Regions from separate parts of the Homo sapiens genome. Here region 2 is linked to region 1. The links are chromatin loops, found by intact Hi-C in ENCODE. Cell type or tissue: gastrocnemius medialis. All regions are shown on one strand.

Evidence for each region. Peaks named below come from ENCODE experiments on the same cell type or tissue, not always from the same donor. Only the 100,000 strongest peaks of a DNase experiment are listed, where the experiment ranks them.
Region 2: a loop joins it to region 1, with 3 times the contacts of the local background. A loop is called at or near these places in 3 of 110 quality-filtered maps.

What each region holds. Positions count from the first base shown.
Region 1 is chr15:76,149,941-76,152,440 of GRCh38, forward strand. All of the region lies in intron 3 of TMEM266 (transmembrane protein 266), which reads left to right. Among named protein-coding and RNA genes, the nearest start is that of TMEM266, 91 kb to the left of the region's middle. RefSeq lists a silencer at 141-404 and enhancers at 678-1,256, 880-969, 1,340-1,429, 1,725-2,355. In gastrocnemius medialis, CTCF peaks have their summits at 1,204 (motif pointing left) and 1,414; a DNase peak (open chromatin) is centred at 1,181; H3K27ac peaks cover 1,284 bases.
Region 2 is chr15:76,329,200-76,331,699 of GRCh38, forward strand. No RefSeq gene overlaps it. Among named protein-coding and RNA genes, the nearest start is that of ISL2, 6.3 kb to the right of the region's middle. In gastrocnemius medialis, a CTCF peak has its summit at 1,304 (motif pointing left); a DNase peak (open chromatin) is centred at 1,234; H3K27me3 peaks cover 476 bases.

The sequences.
Region 1 (2,500 bases):
GTAAAGTGGGACCCAGGGGTTTTGCTGACCAACAAAACCATTGGCAAAGTCAGCTGTGACACCCAGGACACAGGTGTTCAGCATCATAGAACTGGCACGAGTGGAGCTAGGCGGGGCCCCAAATTACCCAATCCTGGGGCTTTAACCTGGAGCCTGGGTATCCTTAGATTATCCGTCAGTGAGATTCAAGGAGTCCGTGCACTCCCTGGAATGTTATGCACAGTGCTGTAGTTTTGTGCATTTGGGGGGTGTAAGGGCATAGCTTGTATCCACTGCTGGAGAGCTCTGCAGTCCAGAAAGCTTTTGAGCCCTTGTCTAGCAGAGCCTTCCTGAAGGCAGAGTGACAGCAGCTGGGGAAGCCCAGGGCCCCAGGCTTCGATCTGGCTCCTGCTACCAGGCAGCTTCCAGTCTCATTTTGATCACCTCCCTCAGCTCCTTCCTTGAGAACTTGAAGGATGAAAATCTCAAAGTAGGGCCGACAGGGTTAGCTAGTTTGGCTGCCTTCAGGGAGATGGGCTGATGCCGTGACTCTCCACTGCCTGTGAGCCCCTTTTAGGACACCTTGAGGGTCTCCACGGTCCCCCTGCTCTAGCCACTCCCCAGCTTGCACCTCAGGAGATTCAGTGCAGTCACTCCCCTCTCTGCCACCACGTGTCCTCCCAGCCACAGACAGCCTGGCAGCCACTGCAGACCAATTGCATAGTGGATTGTGGGGTGGGAGAGGCCAGGCCCCACAGAAGCAAGCACAGCCCTCCCCATCCTGGCGCCACACGGCTCTACTTCCCCTTCCAGATTGGGGCTGTTTCAGTGCCAGGCTTGGGAACGCTGCCTGACAGAGCAGTGGCTTGAGCCAGCTCCTTCCAGGTCACCCCTGTGGCTTTATCGCATATAAAGCCTCTGCCGGAAGTTTGTCAGTTCATTTTCATATTCTAGAATTTATTCTTTGAATTTTTTATGCAAACACCTAAGACTATGAAGCAGAAGCAGTGAAGGTACTCAGCCTCCCCTCCCACCCCAGGATTTCTCTGAGGCCTCAAGAGTGACTACCTTATGGTAGAATACTCGCCCACCTGCCAGGACATGCCATCTGCTTGTTGGTATTTGCAGACTCTGGCAGCCCAAGCCGGGCCCCTGGAGCTGTACCCTCCCTACAGCAGCACCAAGACAGGACATTGGGAAACGCCTGCCCTCTCGTGGCAATTCTGGGGATAACACCACCCTGAGAACCAGCCCTGGGGCCTTGATGGGCCGACGCTGAAGACAGAAGGAAAGCACCTTCTCTAATTAAACAGTCAACGCTGATTTCCCCTTTGGCCCACTAAGCCCCTTGAGTCATTACTGAACCACTCAGGAATCTTTTGAAACTGGTCACATTCTATTTCACTGCTAAAACACAGTCTTCTAGGAATGTCCGAGTCATCTGAATTTCAGATGAAATTTTATTGGCAGCTTGGGATTTTCAAACACTGGTCAACCAAAAGCCTGCGGCTTCAGCCCAGCCTCCCAGCCCCCAACCCACCCTCCAGGGCCCTGTTCTGGAGCCCTGGGGTCTGTGGTCTTGCAGTCTAGTGCAGCCCTGCCCTGTGTTTCTGCTCTTCAGGAAGGAGCCCAGAACCTACCTGAACACTCTTGCCCCACCCCACACACATAGCCTGCCTGCACTATTTCCTTGATGCTCCAGGGCTGCTTGACCCTGGCTTGCCTTCTTTGTCTCATCTCTCCTACTCCCAAACTCCCTTTGCCATACCCCCTTTACCTTTCTGAGATACCTGTTACCTCTTAGTAGGCCGCCAGAAGCATTTGTTCTCACCCAAAGCACCTGGGATCTCATTGAAATGCAGACTCAAATTCAGCAAGCACGGGGAAGGGCTGAGACGCCGCATTCCTAACAAGCGCCAGGTGATGCTGCTGCTGCTGCTCTGTAGATTCCACTGAGTATCGAGGACCTGGAACAGCGGTTTTCCATCCACCTTGATTGCACACTGGAGTCATCTGAGGAGGCCTGGGTCCTCCCGCAGAGGTTGTTGTTCAGGAGGTCTGGTGTGCAGCCTGGGCATTGGAGTTCTTAAGAGCTCTGTTGGGTGCTCTAGTGTGCAGCTGGGCTGAGATCCACTGACCTGGAGGCAGATCCCACCCCCAGTCTCCATGGCTCCCTGCTCCAAGGCAGCCAGGCCTCACCAGCCACTGTATCCCCTGGGTACCATCTTTTCCTTGACAGTGGTCTTCTGTCCTTCCACTTCCGTCGAGTCACCCCCATGTGCCTTGCCCTGGGGTTACCAAGAGGAGGGGGTGCACAGAGCAAGATGCAAGTGGTACCCCCAACAAGGAGACCTGCACGAACTCACTCCCAGACTGGCACAGTGGAGGGGTGGGTCGCTGAGGGCAGAGTGTGGGCAGGGGACAACTGAGCTGGCGTGAGAATGAAAGGACAGGCCCAGAGCAGCGTGGCACAGGCCTGATTGTGCAGCTGCCTCGGGTTTCTTGGGTGCTGTGTGTTGGC
Region 2 (2,500 bases), 180 kb after region 1:
ATTGGAGCACAGCGAAAAACCTGAAGTCACTCCCACTCTGGGATGGTACAATTCACAAAGCAGCATTGTTCCCTGGAATCTTGCTAACTGGATGTCAACCCAGATGTATTTTTCAATATATTTAACAATATCTGTAAGTCACAAGTAAGGGGTATTCTTTTCCACCATCCTCAGGATTACAAATAGAAATTCTTCCTTCACCCCATGTCAATGGTTGAGATTAATTTATCGCCCATTCACACCCTTCCCCCAAACCAGCCTTGCCCCTGTCCCGCCCATTTCTGGGGAAGAGAGGGGAGCCACTCGTCAAGTCAACATGCGCACCATCCTCCTCGGTCCCATCTCCTCCCGGCCCTCCTGACACATGTCCTTGTTGTTGCTTGTCTTGCTTGTCACATCTAAGTGTTCCTCTTTCCCCGGCATAGCTGTGTTCATCCATTTCCCCACTTAAATCTCTTCAGCCAGGCAATGGGAGGTTTCCCCTTTTCCAAGAGAATCACCTCCAAGCTCCTCAGCGTGGCACTTGGGCTTCCCATGCTCACCCAAATATCCCTTTCTGTCTTTCGTGCCTGCTGCTTCCTCCCTGACCGTCCGGCCATGTGGGCCTGCCTGGGGTGGCTATGGGTTCTCCCGGTCTCCATGACTCTGCTTGTGCCACTGCCCATAGTCACCTCTGGCTCCAGCCTCTCCTAGCTGCCCACGTTTTCCCCCAAAAGCACTTGATTCACACACTGCCTCCTTCTGTCTGCCAGACCGTTCCCTCTTCCTAGGAGACCTTCCTGCTCCTTTTGTGTCTGGAAGAATCCAGCTTATCCTCCAAGGCTTGGAAGAGACACCACAGGCTCCTCACCCTGCTCTGTGCACCACCCCCGCTTTGTGTCCTATGGTAGCTCCAGGTCATTCATGGCTCTACTGCAGCCTCTTCACAGTGCCGACCTGCACCTCCCTGCCTCATCTTTCCCATCTCTACTACTGCCTGTCTCAGTGAAGGGCACTCGTCCATCCAGGGCCTCTGCTGCAAACCTGTCCCATTTGGCAAGAGGCTGGCCTCTCTGCAAAAAAGGCGCCCAGTCCTGCTTCAGGGAATCCATTCCCTTTAGAGCTCCGTCGGTCCCTCCTTCCTTCCCTTTCTTTGTCATTTTGCTCAGGACCTGGATCTCGGCAAGAGGAGAAGTACTTCTAGAAGAAAGCAGAACACTAGAAGGTAAGCGCCATGGCTGGGAATATGCCAGTGCCTTTGGCCAAACTGCTCAGAACCACTCCCAGGCCATGCTAGCCAGCCTGGGTTCCCCCTTCTGGAAAGATGAGGAAAATGCAGCTTTCCCCCAAAGCCACTGGGCACAGCTCCTTCCCATGGCCTCATCCCTTCCTAAGATCTGGGCCTGGGAGGGTATCCCTGGGCTACCCTCAGAATGTGATTTGGAAAGAAATGACAGCCTTCATATATATATATATATATTTATATTTATATTTATTTATATTTATATATTTATATTTATATATATTTATATATATATTTATATATATTTATATATTTATATATATATTTATATTTATATATTTTGAGACGGAGTCTCTCTCTGTCACCCAGGCTGTAGTGAAATGATGCTATCTTGGCTCACTGCAACCTCCACCGCCTGGGTTTAAGTGATTCTCCTGCCTGAGCCTCCTGAGTAGCTAGGATTACAGGTGTGCACCACCACGCCTGGCTAATTGTTTATATTTTAGTAGAGATGGGGTTTCACCATGTTGCCCTGGCTGGTCTTGAATTCCTGAGCTTAGGCAATCCACCCACCTTGGCCTCCCAAAGTGCTGGGATTGCAGGAGGGAGTCACTGCATCCAGCTCCATATATATATTTTTAAAGGGTTAATTTTTCTCCTCCTCGTGTAATGACCCCATGTGGTCTTTTTATCTCCTCCCCACTGGCTACTCCCCATTGATCCCCTCAGGACAAGAGTACTATAGATTATGGGTTGGTTGGTTTTAATACAGAATCATCTTGGCATATGTCCATGATAACCCAGGTAACAAACAAAACTATTCCCATCTGGACACACTCAAGTACCACAGGTTCATAACCAGTCTCATGGACAGCTGTGGGGTGTGGGTCTGAGTCTCACGGACAGCTGTGGGGTGTGGGATTGAGTCTCAGTCGCAGTCCCATCTCTTTACTAGTTGTGTTAACTTGTGAAGGATATTAGTTTATTTATTTCTCAGTGGCTGAAAGATGGTATTAGGACCTGTCTCAGAGGCAGGGCCAACTTCACAGAAACCCTGTGCATGGAGGGGTAAGACACACTTGATTTGATGCTCTGCCATTGCTGTCTTGAATTTTTATTTTTATTTTTTTTTTGAGACAGAGTCTCTCTCTGTCACCGAGGCTGGAGTTCAGTGGCACGATCTTGGGTCACTGCAACCTCTGCCTCCCGGGTTCAAGTGATTCATGCCTTAGCTTCCCGAGTAGCTGGGACTACAGGCATGCGCCACCACACCTGGCT